Regions from separate parts of the Homo sapiens genome. Here region 2 is linked to region 1. A link is an interaction called in ENCODE POLR2A ChIA-PET data of the cell type or tissue named here. Cell type or tissue: PC-9. All regions are shown on one strand. Each heading gives the region's core, and the rest is flanking DNA. Links, peaks and the distances in the headings are about the cores only.

Region 1 (8,326 bases), core at 230-8,229:
GGTTGTTATAACCTTGCTTTTTCTGGTGACTATAATTGAATCCAAGAATCTAATAAAATAGTCTCTCATGCCAGAAAGAAACCCAAGAAGGTATGTCCTCAGAAAATTTAGTCTGAAGTTGGTCAATTCTTAGGCAGTCACTCTACGTGATCAGAACTTTATTAGTGAGCTTTTGGCCTTGCAGGATTGATGTTTGCTACAGAGATCTTGGCTTGCTCCTAAGGAGAGTTCTGTGACACTGTGAAATAGCCCCTTTTCTCTGAAAAGCATAAGGTGTTACTCTTCATTGAGAAAATCCTAGAGTTGTGATCCACGCATTATACTTGTGAGTCTTTCTCATGTGTGTGCAAAACATACACACGTTCAGTAAGGCACGGTGCAAGATTAATATGTTCACATACACAAGAGCCTTTCTGGAATTCAGAAACCTGAAATTGGGGAATGGCGTGAGCCGAAGTGAGACAGGAAGGAAGAGGTGGCAGTTCAGCAGTTTTGAACTTCTGACTGTGATTCCGAATCCTTTTTTAAAAAAGGATTTTGTAGCACTGACCCCAAAGGCAGCACAAACACGTTGGTGAGTGTGCATTAATCGAGGCCATTGAGGATGTTATTTTCTCCTTTAAGACCCTGACCAGAAGCTGAATATGCCAGCAGCAAATGCAGGCAGTGCTGCTGTTCCCTTCACAGTCCTCGGAGGCAGTGAAGCCTGTGCTTGAGACGCGCAGGGCGGAGTGCTTGTTTTGGAGAGCATTCAGCGGATAGCATTTGGTTTCCTCCATTTAACCAGGTCACCCAGGCATGGAATGCACAGCTCTGCCAGACAGAAAGCGCTTTGGATGCCTGAGAAACAACAGCTTGTCCGGGCTACTGATGCGAAGAGAGGCCATGGTTTCCTTTTTCTCTGCTCTGAATGGCAGCCTTGACGTCACAACAGCTAGGAACCACTGGAGGGACAAATAACAAGGCGCAAGCCAGAAGCGCCCTGCTCTGTCGCAGGGGCAGGGCCATTTTCATCCAGTTCTGATGTCTTCTGTGGCCGCTGCGAGTCGGCGGGAGTAGAGACAAATGACTGGAGCTTTAGGCGTAAAGGCGGTCTCTCTCTAGGCTGATCAAACAGCCCTTTGCCCAGTGCTAATTGCCTTCACGGAACCTGGATAAACTACAGTTCCCGAATTAAACTTGTTTCTGATGAACTAGACTTCCCAGGGAATGGGTGTAGTGATTTTGCTGATGGTTCAGACATCGGCACTTTCCCTGAAGGGCTCAACTTCCTGTGTTTAAAAGCAGACCTAACAGGGGCTGGCGCATAAGCATCCCGGGAAATACAAGAAGCTCATGAAAGCAGGCAGCCTTTGCAAGAGACCTGACTTATTTTCTAGGAGAAAAACATCCTTTTAGGGATTTTATAATTTAAGTTTAAGCAATTAAACATGTGCATCAGTACCCAACTGCAGGTGTTTGAACAAATGAGGGGAAAACGCTCAGAGGCTGCCAGGCTTAACTCACCATTATCTAAAATGAATTGTCTGTGTAAGTCATCACAGCAGTTTGAAAAGCATGATCTTTCATGTTTCAACCTCACATCAAAATTCTAAATTATATTTAGCTATGTGAGTGTCAGATCATTTGTTTCCATTATCAATGCGATGTTGGGCAATTTGCAGACAGGATCTGAAAGCATCATCCATGACTTTCATGGAACAGAAAAGAGCTTTCTGTTGCCACAGATTTGCCCTAAGTTCAGTCCTCTGCCTTTGGAGCACTGACAGCTGTCACCAAACCCAAACCCCAGTCTGAACCCATAGTGCTCAAGGTACTTTGGGAAAGCTAATTCAGGAAAACCACAGGCTGGAGGGGTTGTCTTTGAGGTGTGTATGTGTGTGTGTGTGTATGCACATTTGTTGGCAGTGTGTGGACTGAGCACAACATATAGAGAGGCAGTGTTCTCAGGACTTCTGTGCTCCTATTTGGAAAAATTCGGCAGAAGAAACAACAGCTCTGAGACACTCAGCCCCTTTCATCAGCTCTTTCTTTGCTTAATTAAATACACAGTTCCCCCCAAAGCACTCTTTCCCTGAGGTCATAGTGTCAGTCTTGTTTCATGAGAATAATCTGCTATGAATATTTACTCACTTTCAAAAACAAAAGAGGGTTAAAAATCTGATCCAAAATGTCACTTACGACACCTACAACAGAATCTACCCCTCTGCCTCCAGGCTGTCCTGACAACCCATGTCCTCAACAGGAATCTGCAGTCTGTTCTGGAATCTGGTCTTTGGACTCAAATGATCTTACCTGGGTAGCTAACAAAGTCTTCTGTCTTGTTCCTGCTGTTAAAAAATCCAAGTATGTTCAGGCATTAAACAATGGAGAAGATAAAGCAAAAATAATTTTTTAACTACATCTTTCTTTTTCAAGTGGTGGTTATGCTCAAGAGGTGAAATTTATTGTGGCCCTACCCCTGTTTTTATAAGAGCTTTTTATAGTATAAGAACTATAATTAAGTTTCCTCTGAACTGTTTTATTAAACTTAAGTTTTCAAGAAGAGAATGATAAAATTTCTTAAACTACTATGTTTTCAAGGGGAGGACAATTTATTTTTATTGTTCTAGCATAAGGAAAGAGAGAATGAGAGGGAAAGTGTTTTTTAACCTGTATCCTGATTAGAATTTTTTAATGTTCAAATTCCTGATTATAAACTGCAGTAAACAATCAGTCATTCATTAACAAGCAACTATTGAAAAGGCGATATTTAAAAGAGAAAAAATAAAACATGTGATTAAAACTCTACACACGTCTTCACTTCAAGGCAAACGCAGTGGCCATCTGGGTATTTAGAAGGTGCCAAATATCATTGGGATCTAGATTTAATTCATGTTATAAAGAAAGCACTATATTTAATTTGTTCACAAAAGACCTAGAACCTCGTAGAAATGATGGTGTTGAAGTGAACTTTTAACATTAAAATAAGGTCTTTATTTTACAATTTTTTAAATATGTGATCAATCACAAACATGAACAAACTTTCAATGCTCCAGTGTTCTACTCTGAATGAGAAAAGTTGGAAAGATCATTTTCAGCTTTCAAAAATTTTTGCTTTAATTTTCTCTATTTGGAAATCTTTAAAAATTAGTCAGTTTAAAAGTCCTGGCTGCTTTTAGTCAGAAGGGCCTAAGAAGAGACAAGACTTTTCCCAGGGTATCCAAAGACAGATCCAGAGAATTTAAAGCCTGGACATATTACCTGGACTGAAGGCATTCGTTGCTTGCTTTACTGGTGAGGACTGGGAAGACCTGACTTCCACAGTCCTCTTTCCAAGTGGCAGGAAACAGGACATGCACTATGCCAAGCAGCTTCCAGCACCCATGCAGCACCCTTCCAGCACCTATGCAGCAGTATCCATGCTCTGAAGTGAAGCCTGAACTCGCCACCTCGCCACTGAGGGCTCCCCAGCAGGGCAGGGATGGGACCCTTCCTGGTATCACATGCTCGCTCGCCTCCTGAGTCCTGCATGAACAACAGACTGGATCCCTGTTTTTAGTCTGAGGACACTCATGAGATTTTTCCAAAAATTTTCTTCAGGAGCAGACACTATTGTGAATACCACATAAACAAGCTCTCCCTTTTCCAATTCCTCTTTTGAAAATGGTAGAGAATCAGCATATCTGGCTCTAACTTAACTTGTAAAAAAAATAATAGATTTTTTAAAAAGTTTCAGTTTATCACACTCAACCACAGTTATCTTCCAATGCTACAATGTACACATAAAAAATTAGTTTTCAAAGACTGCCACTTGTGCTTGTTAGGAAAAACTTGTATCTATCCATCCTTTCTATGAAAAAACTCTATAATGCTAAACTTCCAGAGTGACTCTGTACTAGATAGCTTCACAAAACTACAATCTTTGTGCTTACAAAGCTACTTCTACTAGGTAACAACAGAAGCACCGTCATGAACCCTAGTTTCTGAATAGGTACATAGGATTGACACATGCCAGGCTTTAGTTAGACTCTCACGGTGTTTGTCCCTTTACGTCACGGCACATCATACCCTGCAGCTGCCTTTGTGTGCTTATTTGCTGCCAGATTCCTCTGCTAGTGTGTAAGTGCCATGAAGGCAGGATTCATGCCTACGCTGTTCTTGTGTAAGAACTGCTAATGCCAGGGCCGGGTGTGGGGGCTCACACCTGTAATCCCAGCACTTTGGGAGGCCGAGGTGGGCGGATCACCTGAGGTCAGGAGTTTGAGACCAGCCTGGCCAACATCGTGAAACCCCATCTCTACTAAAAATACAAAAATTAGCTAGGTGTGGTGGCGGGCGTCTGTAATCCCAGCTACTCGGGAGGCTGAGGCAGGAGAATGGCTTGAACCCGGGAGGTGGAGGTTGCAGTGAGCCGAGATTGGGCTACTGTACTCCAGCCTGGGCAACAGAGCGAGATTCGGTCTCAAAATAAACAAAAACAAACAAACAAACAAACTGCTAATGCCAGAAAGAGAGGAAGGAGAAGGAAAGGAAGAAAAAAATAAGGTAGAAGGGAGAGGAAAGTGACAGAAACAACAGAGAAGAAAAGGGAAGGGAGGAGGGAAAGAAAAGAGGCAGAAACAGCCACTACACTGGTTTTAGTAAATAGGAGTGACTTTGCAGTTTCATTAGATTTTTCATTCATACAGTTAAAGGTTCCTTGTAGCCATGATCTCATCAAATCTCACAATAACCCTGAGTGACCTTTTAACATTAAACTAAAATGTTTACTTATGGCAGAGATTAGGAATGACTAGTTTCTAGATCTTCCACATTTTATCTGTACATCACTCATGACAGCAGGTAGTTCTGAGACGGACCTCTAAAGTGATCTGTGTGTTCATACAGGTCTGTGTTTCTGTAAGTCAACAGTTTAAGAATTGTGAAAGGCCAGGCGCAGCAGCTCATGCCTGTAAGCCTAGCACTTTGGGAGGCCAAGGCGGATGGATCACTTGAGGCCAGGAGTTCGACCAGCCTGACCAACATGGCGAAAGCTTGTCTCTACAAAAAATACAAAAATTAGCCGGGTGCGGTGACCCACGCCTGTGATCCTGGCTACTCGGAAGGCTGAGGCATGAGAATCACTTGAACCTGGGAGGTGGAGACTGCAGTGAGCCGAGATCGTGCCACTGTACTCCAGCCTGGGTGACAGAGTAAGACCCTGTCTCAAAAAAAAAAAAAAAAAAAAATTGTGATAAATGCCCAGCATTTCCTTCATTTTTATTCACTCAACATGTCTTATAACCACAAAGCCCAGATTTGAACCTTGTATATACTCATGGAAAGGAGAACCAGTTCTCAAGCAACTCTTCTCATTTTTACCAACCACATAAACATGTAGCTTCCGGTAAAACAATACTTCTCATTTTACAAGTTCATTAATCAATAATGAGCAGGCTCAGTGGGGGCACAGGACAACCTGAGCCTGACAGCGAGGAAGGCGGATTTTGTCACGGAGGGAGGGTTCTCATGAAACTCTGGATCTCCCAGCTAGTTGGGGGGCACTAACAAGGGCTGCCCAGAGAGCACGCAAGGTCTCTCCAATCATGCCACAAACCCCGCAATGTCAGGACAAAGGCACCGGTGTTGACAGAGACCTTGGAGTTCATCAGAGAGGTGACATCACCTGCCTAGGTCTCTACTTCCCTGCTCTTTTCCCCAGCAAAACCAACCACACTTTGCATTCCCCATCATTATTAATCCTCCAAACAAGCAACCCGTCCACATAGGAACAAGGAACCTGAGGTGAAGTGAGCCGAACTGGCTTACCCAAGCTCACACAGCGCAGGGCCGTCAGCATTGGGAGGCAGCCCTGGGTCCTATAGGCCTCATGCACGGCCTGCCTTGCTGTCGAGAAAGTCCCAGCCACCGACACAGGCTGCAGGAAACGGCACCAAAGTCACTTGCAGCAGCGCAGAGAAAGTGTGAACAAAGAACCTTTTTTTTTTTTTTTTTTGGGAGATGGAGTCTCACTCTGTTTCCCAGGCTGGAGTACAGTGGGGCACGATCTCAGCTCACTGCAACCTCCATCTCCCAGGTTTAAGTGATTCTCCTGCCTCAGCCTCCCAAGTAGCTGGGATTACAGGCGCCCACCACCACCATACCCAGCAAATTTTTGTATTTTTAGTAGATGGGGTTTTGCCATGTTGGCCAGGCTGGTCTCGAACTCCTGACCTCAGGCGATCTGCCCGACTTGGCCTCCCAAAGTGCTGGGATTATAGGCATGAGCCACCGCGCCTGGCCTTTTATTTCTAAGGGAAATAAAAGTCCCAGCAGAGCATTCTAGTTTTGAAGCATCTCACCTAGGAACACTAACAGACAGCAAATTTAACCTGCTGAGTGCAGCCCTCATTTGGTCCATTTTTCTTGCCACAACTGCCTACTGCCCTTCTGTCAAGGCAGAGGCAGACATAAACCACTACCATCTGTGGCTGCCCTGGGAACTGTGAGAACTCATGGAAATAATGCGTCCCCTTGTGACTTCACATCGTGCACCTCCTGTGACAACCCTCCCCTCTGACAATTACACTCACACCCAGTTCCCACGTGAACACGCTGAGTCCAGCCTTGGAGATGCAGCTTTTGTCTTGCTGAAACCTTCCAGTTAAATTTCTCCATCAATTTTTCAAATAGTATTATTAGCTGAGGGACTAAAATCTGCCTGGCGTTCTTCTGATGACAAAGGTAACCCATCCCTCCCTGTGCTCCCCATCCTCACGTTGTTTCTAATTCAGATTTTCTTCTCCCTTCTCCTGAATACCTGCATCTTCTTCCTGACTGACATGGCTTTAGGAAACACAGCACATTCACAAACATCTGAAGCCAACTGCAAGGCACCCGTCACTCAGCGAGAAAAGCAGAAAGGTGCCAATTCAGATGGCTGAGCTACTTCGCCTGGGTCCCGACCTGTATCACCACAGGGTCACAGAAATGGAACCTTCTCCGTCACACCTCCTGATGGCAGTCAGCTGTGACCCGCTGAATCCAGGACATCATGCATTCCAGTTTCATTTGCGAGAACATTTCCAGGTCCGGCTGAAGCCTAGTGGCTCCAGCAGAGGTCTCAACCCCTTTGGGATGCTCAGTGGGAGACAGAATCAAGGGCCAATGATCCATGACCTAGTCCTAGTGCCCATGTCAGTTTGTCAAAGGCCCTCAGAGCAGATTGTGTTTTCCCTGGCGGGGGCTTGACTTCTTTGCTTTAAAAAGGATTCTTAAGTATTTATTGCAGTAAAATTAACCACCTTCAAATTTCTGCCAGATCCCCTGGAGGTATATAGCTTATTAACACAAAACAAATGTGACACTTGAAAGGCAGGAGACTTGGTTTCTATTCTCTGGCCCACTACTGACTTATTGGGTGGCTTCAGGCAAATAAGTGAAATCAAGAAGACACCATCTTCAACAAGCACAGAGTGGGCACCTGGCAGGTGAGCAGTGCCCTGTGAGGTCTGGGGCTGGGTTCGGTGGTGAAACTAGGTCAGCACACACAGCCCTTTGCTGGGGGCCCACTGCCTGGGGTAGGATTTTTGTAGCTGGGTTCAAGGTGGACATGCTGAAATGTGACCCTAAAATGTTTGTACTCTTGAAGCTGAAGGAGTGGGAAGAAACCTGTCATTTAAAGAAGGACAGTATGGCCAGGTGTGGTGGCTCACACCTGTAATCTCAGCACTTTGGGAGGCCAAGGTGGGAGGATCACTTGAGTCCAGGAGTTTGAGACTAGCCTGGGTAACATAGGGAGACCACATCTCTACAAAACATTTAAAAATTAGCCAGGCATGGTGGGATGTGCCTGTAGTCCCAGCTACTCAGGAAGTTGAGGCAGGAGGATCACTTGAGCCCAGGAGGTCAAGGCTACAGTGAGCTATTGTCATGCTACTGCACCCCAGCCTGGGTGACAGAGTGAGACCCCGTCTCAAAAAAAAAAAAAAAAAAAAAAAAAAAAAAAAAAAAAAGAAGGAAAGGAAGGAAGGGAGGGAGGGAGGGGAGAAGGAAGGAAGGAGAAGGCAGGCAGGAAATCAATATGACAGCATAGCACTGGAGCTAAGAACACACCTTCTAGAAGCAGACTCTATGAATTCAAATCCTGGGTCTACCATTTATAAGCTGTACTTTCCTCTGTAAAATATGAATCTACAGTACCTACTTCTCACAGATTGTTATAAAGATGAGATGTGTTAATATAGATAAAGTAAGCACTCAGTGAATATGAGGCATTAACCAGAACCCAACAAGGTGCCATCATCAAATATAATAATTGAGTGCATAACTTTTTTCAGTTTACAAAGCAAATTTACATATAGCA
Region 2 (8,326 bases), core at 101-8,100, 620 kb after region 1:
AGCCTCCCAGGTAGCTGGAATTACAGGTCCATACCACCATGCTTGACTAATTTTTAAACTGTATGTAGAGATAGGGCCTCACTATGTTGCCCAGGCTGGTCTTGAACTCCTGGCTTCAAACGATCCTCCTGCCTCGGCCTCCCAAAGTGCTGGGATTATAGGTGTGAACCACAGTGCCAGGCCATCCCTTGTCCCCTGCTCTTTAAAAGCCATGCAGGCATCACATTCCTCCGCATCCCAGAGTCATAATGTTACAGCTAGAGGAAGCCTAGATGTCATGTGATCTCAGCCCAACAAGTAGAGACGAGCAAGCAGTCAGAGGACCAGGCACCACCACGCCTTCTTTGGCATCTAAGAACCATGTAGTCCCACTCCTAGTGCAGCTCTCCAATCCTGTGGGGTCTGAGTGCCCACATATACCTGGCTCCAGGTGCTGCACCCCTCTTGGTTGTTGGACAGGGGAAAGGGAGGCATCTGACCTGCAGTGAGATGAAGAAAGGGCCGAGGCCAGCAAAACACGAAGAGCCCCCAGGACACTACAGGACATGTGTCCATGCCCCCCTTCACATTACCCAGGAATCCGTGGTGTCACTGCCTGTCCCCAGAAGCCAAATGCATGAGAACAGCCCCCTCCAGCCATTCCCAATGGCTGAGAACATCCACACTGTCCAGCTGGGTTCCCTCTGCATATGCAGCCACACACACCCATCAGTCCCATGATGCCAGCAGTCCTGGGGCCGAAATCACCCAGCTTTAGACCATGGGAAATACTAAACAGGAAGGCCCCTGAGAGCCACTGGGCCAGCTCCTCATTCACAGATGAGGAAACTGAGGCCTGCAGGGAGGACACTGGGTTGTGAGTGTCTGGACAGAGGATCTGTTTCTTTTGCAAACCCACTCCTCAGCTCAACACCCAACTCAGATGGACCCTGCTGGTTTTCTTCACTGTGCCTGCCACCAGCCCTGTGTACATGTGGCGCACCCACACAAATACCCAGCGCTTAGCCAACAGGAGACCCCAGGGCCAGTTATAGCTGGCACATGGACATGATTGCCCTAGAGTGCCTGTGGCATTCAGAGATGTGATTCTGTGTCAACAGGACCAGACTTCCAGATTCATCCAGGGCTGTAAAGCCAGAGAATTTCCCTGCCCAAGTGTAATCCCCATAGGATGCCGTGGGTGAACGAAAGGCCAGGACGGCTCCCACCCTGCCCTTCCCCAGAAGCCGATCCACAGCACAAGCTCTCTAGAACCCCAGCCATGGAGAAGCAAAACCCAGGATGACCTCAGGATGAGAAGCAACTTTTTGGGCGGTGCTCTCAGGGCCTCCAGATCAGGGAGGCGTGGGCAGGAGTTAGGACAGCACAGGCCTGGGGAGGGAGCAGCAGGGCCTCCGCACGCACGCCCTGTACTACGCACGCACGCCCTGTACTACGCTTGGCAGTGCCCCCGGGGCAGGATGCAGGACTGCATCTGGCTGAACAATGGGCACCCCTCCTCATTGTCCCACCTGCGAGTAGTGCCTTAGGTGCTAGCTGCAGCTGGAAAAGCACATGCAAGCTGGTGGCTTAACAAACAAGCACACTACCCCCTCAACCACCAACTCCCAGGAACAATGACAGCATGAAGGTGGATGAGACCCATGCACTCAGCAGGCCCTGTTTATCCAGAACTGTCTGTGAGCCACTATGACAGTGCTGGCTACCAGAACATCCTGGAATCCCCTTCTCCAAGCTCCTGGGGCAGGATGACAGGATGACGGGACTCAGGATCTAAAACAGCACCGTGATGCTGTCAGGGTCAAGGACTCAAAAAGCAGCAGGGGGCAGAGGCACAACAGGAAAGAGCCAGCCACAGGCAACCGGCAAACAATGTCTGCCCCCATCTGGGCAGAAAGATCAAACATCAAAAACACACACTTCCATAATTCTTTTAACAGAGCCTCCCACTTCTGGCTGAGAAGCAACACCACTGCAAACACTCTTGAGGGGCCACCAGCCTGGAATGTAACTTGTTCCCAATGGACTCTGGGGCAAGCAGCCTTCAAACTGGCTGCGACCTGCCATGTTGTTTCCTATAAATCCCCTAAGGTCAGAGGGCCCTCTTCATTTCAGCTAGACACATGTGAGTGTGTTGTTATAGCTAACGCTTTTCCAGCTTGGTCTTTACGCAGGACTGTCTGGGTTTTAGTACTCTAAGTCCCACATCCCAGGATAACCTGTTTATACTGGGTAATCTGGGACAGTTGGTCACTCTATCTTCACATCAGTATTTCCCCCAAAATGTCCTGGGGAAACATGAGTGTTTCACAAGATGTTAAACACTCTCGTTCTACTAAAGAGAGGAAGCTGTTCCTCTCGATGTTCTACTAAATCTAGATCGATGTTCTACTAAAAAGAGGAGGCTGAAAAGGAAATGGTCCCATAGTTAAAGTACGTTTGGGGAATGATGGGTTAAACAAAGGTAATAAGTAATCTTCCTTAGAGGATATTTCAAAGCATGTAAGATCATAATGTATTTTGACCTTCTAAGAAGGGAAATGTATTCATTTTATTAAATATTCATTGAGAGCATAACTATTAAAATCTTGAGGATTACGAAATGTTCTTACTGGACACAGTTTGGAACACAGCTTGCTTTATGGAATATAAAAGTAAAATAAAAAACCTCATATGGTGCTAGCCCAGACTTACCATGTGGGTAAACTGAGGCACAGAGCAATGCCCCCAAGGCAGATCTGTGAGTACTTCCTACCTTCCCTTCCTATCTTCCTCCCACTTTTCGGCCTTGTGAGGAAATATTCCTTTCTCTAGTTGTTGGACTGTAGCTCCATGCACCTCCCCCATGCCCTCCCTTTCCTGAGAAGGAAAATGGAGAGCTGGCCATAGAAAGATCAACATCGTGTCACTGCCTGCTTCACTGCCTGGCTCGATGGCATCAAGAGGAATTTGGTGCAAGAGAGGGGGTAGGCTCAGGGTTGGATGATCTGAGAAAGGAAAGTGAAAGGGAGACTGGGATCCCAGGGCTAGGAGGGAGTGTACAGTGGGCGTGTCCAGGAGCTGATTACCCAATCACAAGCGCCATTTATCCAGGTAGAAAGAGAGCCAAGAGGTGGAAGACTGCATTTAACCACGTTATGGGCTAACCACCTAGGGGGCTGCCAGGATCGGGGTGCAGGTGGCTTCAGAAAGCCTGTTTTGGGCCGGGCGCTGTGGCTCACGTCTGTAATTCCAGCACTTTGGGAGGCTGAGGCGGGCGGATCACTTGAGGCCGGGAATTCAAGACCAGCCTGGCCAACATGGGGAAACCCCATCTCTACTAAAAATCCCAAAATCAGCTGGGCTTGGGGGCAGGTGCCTGTAATCCCAACTATGGGGGAAGCCGAGGTGAGAGGATCGCTTGAACTCCTGAGGCGGAGGTTGCAGTGAGTCGAGATCGTGCCACTGCACTCCAGCCTGGGCAACACAGTGAGGCCCTGTCTCAAAAAAAAAAAAAAAAAAAAAAAAAAAGTCTGTTTTGACTCAAAGCCCCAAAGTGAAGGGCAGTGCCCCCTAGGGGTGAGCTGAGGAGCACCAGGCAGGAATAGGAAGGCAGGGGGCGCCATCTCAGTGGCTTCTTAGCTAAGCCCACCCTGGCCACCTTCATCTAAAACTGCGGTCTCCAACTAACCCTGCCTCCCCGCACTGAGGCCCCCAGCCTGAGTAATGGGGAAGGGCCTTGAAGAAGAAAACCTGGCCCTGTGAGGTCGCAGAGGATGCTGCTCTAGCATGGCGTTGGGGGTGGGGTAACAGGGTCTGTTGACTCACACTGGGCTAGGGCTGACGCCAATACAAGAAATAAAATCAACATGCCAGGTGCGGGTGGCTCACATCTGTAATCCTATCACTTTGGGAGGCTGATTAGGCGGATCACCTGAGGTTGGGAGTTCAAGACCAGCCTGACCAACAAGGAGAAACCCCGTCTCTACTAAAAATACAAACTTAGGTGGGCGTGGTGGTGCATGCCTGTAATTCCAGCTACCCCAGAGGCTGGGGCAGGAGAATCACTTGAACCCGGGAGGCGGAGGTAGTGGTGACCCAAGATTGCGCCATTGCACTCCAGCCTGGACAAACAAGAGTGAAACTCCGTCTCAAAAAAAAAAAAAAAAAAAAAAAATCAACACGTGTGGATGCTTTCTGCACATCAGAGGCACCACCTACATGATCCTATTTAGCCCTTGCTATGGAGGAGGGCACAATACCTATTTTCCCGCTGGAGAAGCCCAGGTCAAGGAACAAGTCTGAGATCACAAGGCTAACAAGTGTCGAAGCTGTGGCTAAAATCCAAGCCTCTTAACTGCAGAGTCTAGGGCATCAGCAGAGATTTCCATTTTTCTTCTCTTCACCATCACAGCAAAATTTTTTGTCAAAGGAATTCTTACGTAGAGACCTATCATACGGAACAGTTAAAAGTAGGCCTTCGTGAAGAGGATGGACGTAAAACTCCCCCCAAATCGGCCTCCTCTTAATTTTCCTCTCCAGGTATGCACCCCAAGCCCTCAGTGGCCCCCAAGGCAGCTCCACGGAATACCACCCGCAGGTTTCAAAGTCACTGGCCCCCGGCTGCTGCTGTCACTGAGAGCTCATAGCCAAACCCCTAAGACAGTATTTCCTTGGCCCTGCACTCACCTGCTCTGAGGTGAGAGGGAGAGATGGGGAGCAGAAACACTTCTTCCCTATCCACAGGCCAGTGGGGGAACCCAGGTCCTTCCCCTCCTACCCTGCCCAAGGCCCAGCTTATGGGGGTCCTGGGACACCTCGGATCCCTGTTGCAGCTCAAGACCCAATTAGGAAGGAGCCAGGTTTCTTTGTGCATTACCAGAAACTGCCCCTCAGGACCAGAAGGCTACAGCCACATAACTGGAGGACTAAGTGGGACCAGGCTTCCTGAGAGCTGTGTTTCCTGAGAGCTGTGTGCAGAGGCGAAGCTGATCTGACCGGCAAGGTGAGGACAGAGGGCAGCTACAGAGACGTCCAAGGTTTGCAGGGACCAGTTCTGCAGTAGCATTTGCCAGTCACCTACTCCAAATATCCACTCTCTGCTTCCTCCTTGTAACTGAACCACTGTTTTTTGGGTAGGCACTTGGGTGCCTGAAATAAAAATTACTCTTCCCTAAGTTCTCTTTCCTGCCTGCCTTTCAGCTAGTGTGACCACATGCTAAGTTCTGTTCAACAAAATGTGACTAGAAGTGTCACATGTGGTTTCTGGGAGGCACACTCTAAAGAGGAGCCACATGCTTCTTGTTCCTTCCTTTTTCCTGATGGCTGGAACTCCAGCAGCCACCTTGGACCACGAGGCCACGTGTGAATGATGGCAGAACCACTATACCACCCCTCTGAAGTTCTATGATATGAGAGAGATATAACTGATGCCTGTCTTATTTAATCCACTACTCTTTTTTGTTGCTATGAGCAGCCAAATCAAGTTCTAACAAACACAAGCCCCAATCCTCAGCTGAAGGATCCTTTGGGTGGGGACAGCACAGGAGACATGGCCCCCTCCTGCTTCCTACCAGGAATCCCTGCTCCTTCCTGCCCATATGCCCCCAGGACCTAGGCCGGCCCCCACCTGCCACCTCTTTCTTGAATCAGGTAGCCTTGCATTTACAGAGCACAGGCTGGCAGGCAAGTTCTAAGCCAGCCCTGACACCTACTCACTTACTAACTCATTCATTCAACCTATATTTATGGAACAGCTACTTTGAGCTAAGTGCTATTCTAGGTGCTGTGGCTACAGCACAATGGAAGTCCCTGCCCTCATGGAACTTACAGTCTAACGGGGAAGAGACAGACAAACAAACAAACCAATGAACACATATCAGGTGACGAGTGCTATGGAGAAAATAAAGGCGAGTAGGAGGAAAAGAGTGTGCTGGGGGGGAGGGGTTTCTAAGCAGAGCAGCCCCGGTAGGCCTCTTTGAGAAAGTGGCATTCATGGGGAGAGCTGAAGGAAGTGAGGGAGTGAACCACGTACATATTGGGAGAAGAGCTGGTTGTATGATCTACTGCAAGTCCTTGCATCTGTGCCTCAGTTTCTCCTCTCTGGAATGGTCTGTGAGATAAAGGTCATGCAAAGGCAGGCTACCCCAGCTGGAGGGCTCTGTGGTTCCAATCAGTGTGTTGGGAGTAGGTTGGCATGGGAACCTGGCTGGATGGAGACCAAAGGGACTCAGTCCTCAGGCAGAGCTCCATGAATTTCAGGTAAGAAGGAGCTGTGGCTTCAGCCTCACACACAGCCAGTATGTTCAAAAATTACAGAGTGCCCTCCTCACCGGCTTGCTTAACTGCCGTCCCTTCTACTCTGATCAGGGTCAGGTAGCTGGAAGGTTAAGAAATCAGACAGCGTAGACCCCAGGTCAGTCCACACATCCCTAGGGGCCTGGCTCTGGGAGGTCCCTGCACCCCAATCCAGGGCCAGATAGCAAGCCTCTCTCAGCCGCTCCTTAGAATTCTCTTCCCCCTGAGTGGAGGCACATACATAGCCTTCTGGCCATGACAATTGGTGGACGAGGTGCCACCCTACACCCTGGTCCTCGGAAGTGTGAGGTGGCTTATTCCCAAGGGGAATAAGGCTACAAAAGAAGAGAGGGTGGTGGTGATATATGTCGGGGAAGGGGGTGGGGATGGTTGGAGGTGGCCCAGGGGCCAACCTTAGCTGGGGGACCCTCTTAGCTGAGGGTCTGTGCTTGCTGCTGCTCCAGCGATTCAGGGCAGGGCCAGGACTCAGAGACAATGCAAGAGCTTGGGATGCGGGAGATGTGGGCAAGGGCCACTGATGAATCTGCAGCTGAACGCTGCATTTTGTGCAGCCAATTATCCCGCAAACATTTCTTAACCACCTATTTGGCTAGAGGCTGTGGAAATGACAGGGGGTCCTCAGCCAGTGGGCCAGTGGCAAACACCGACATATTTAGGCACAATGCATGGTGGCCAGTGCTATGGCACAGTATTCCAGGCACCCTTAGGAGTCTAACTCTTAAATAGCAACATGGCCCCAAGCCTCAATTTACCCTTATGGTAGAGGGGTAGGGAAAGAGATGTGGGCACAGTATAGGTTTGTCACCATCCTAAAGTCCTTTTTAAAGAGGTTTTTCGCCAGGCATGATGGCTCATGCCTGTAATCCTAGCACTGGGAGGCTGAGGTGGGCAGATCACTCAAGGTTAGGCGTTCAAGACCAGCCTGGCCAACATGGTGAGACCCTATTTCTACAGAAATTAGCTGGGTGTGGTGGCGCATGCCTGTAGTCCCAGCTACTCAGGAGGCTGAGGCAGGAGGATGTCTTGAATCTGGGAGGCAGAGGTTGCAGCAAGCCACCTGCACTCCACCCTTGGCAACACAGCGAGATTCCATCTCAGAACAAAAAGAAGTAAAATAAAAAAATATATAAAGGGGATTTGGTGAGTTTTTCCAATTCCCAGGAGGGAATCAGCACTGAAAGGGCTGAGTTCTATTCTGGTATTTACAGCTGACACGTATGCGCACATGCACACACATACATGCACGCACACACACACACACGCACACACACGTGTGCACACCCACCTCCTGGAAAGCTATTTATTGAGAGTCACTGGGAACTTGGGCGAATGAACCCACCTCCCTGGCCTGCAATCCCCCATTTGAAACAAGCAGGTTGTAGTAGATGATTTCCAGAAGGCTCCCCAGCTCTAGAATTCTGTGTCCTATGATTTTCTGGCTCATTTAGAAGTGGTGTGGAAAGTACCCTTTGCCAACCGAATTCCACATTGCACAGCCTGCAGGCTGCCGACTCGAAGCAGTCATATGGCAAATGTTACTGCAAATATGAAGAGGCTCCTTTAAGGGATCCTCTGTGTCAATTTTCTTGAAGGCTTTTCTTATAGAGAATGCCCCCGTCATTTGGCCTGTGCAGGGTAGGAGTCACCATCCCAGATCTGCTACATCACTTGATTTCTTAACAGCCCCATAGAGCAGACAGGATACATGATAAAGAGAGGCCCATCCAACTTAGCCCATGTTCCTGGGTCCGGGACAGGAAACCCCACCAGCTGAGCTCCCTGCCCTGCTTCATGGCCAGTGGGTGCAAATAGGAAATGAGCCCAGAGCTGGGTAAAGAGCTCCTGGCTGAGGTCCAGTGAAAGTGTCCAGGCAGGCTCAGGCTGGTGGGTAGGGATGGGCAGGGCAATGCCATTCTCTTTCTCTGATTATGTAGGAATGACTTCCATTTCAGCTAGAGCAAAGCTTGCATTCAGCAGCCCTGAAGAGGGCCTCTGCCTCAAAGGGTGTGAAGAAGCAGCACTTCCTGGA

The links. Peaks named below come from ENCODE experiments on the same cell type or tissue, not always from the same donor. Only the 100,000 strongest peaks of a DNase experiment are listed, where the experiment ranks them.
Region 2: POLR2A ChIA-PET joins it to region 1 with 14 read pairs; 2 of 35 experiments call an interaction of 5 or more read pairs at or near these places.

The regions. Positions count from the first base shown.
Region 1 is chr7:130,920,749-130,929,074 of GRCh38, forward strand. All of the region lies in intron 6 of LINC-PINT (long intergenic non-protein coding RNA, p53 induced transcript), which reads right to left. It overlaps LINC00513 (long intergenic non-protein coding RNA 513), which reads left to right. Exons shown (of 4, transcript NR_109780.1): 4 at 788-1,198. Among named protein-coding and RNA genes, the nearest start is that of LINC00513, 11 kb to the left of the region's middle. In PC-9, for the core only: no CTCF peak of the experiment used is centred there; a DNase peak (open chromatin) is centred at 4,693; H3K27ac peaks cover 4,252 bases.
Region 2 is chr7:131,543,243-131,551,568 of GRCh38, forward strand. The region is part of intron 1 of PODXL (podocalyxin like); the gene reads right to left. Among named protein-coding and RNA genes, the nearest start is that of PODXL, 9.2 kb to the right of the region's middle. RefSeq lists enhancers at 1,137-1,980, 7,952-8,326. In PC-9, for the core only: CTCF peaks have their summits at 3,564 (motif pointing left) and 3,764; a DNase peak (open chromatin) is centred at 3,569; H3K27ac peaks cover 412 bases.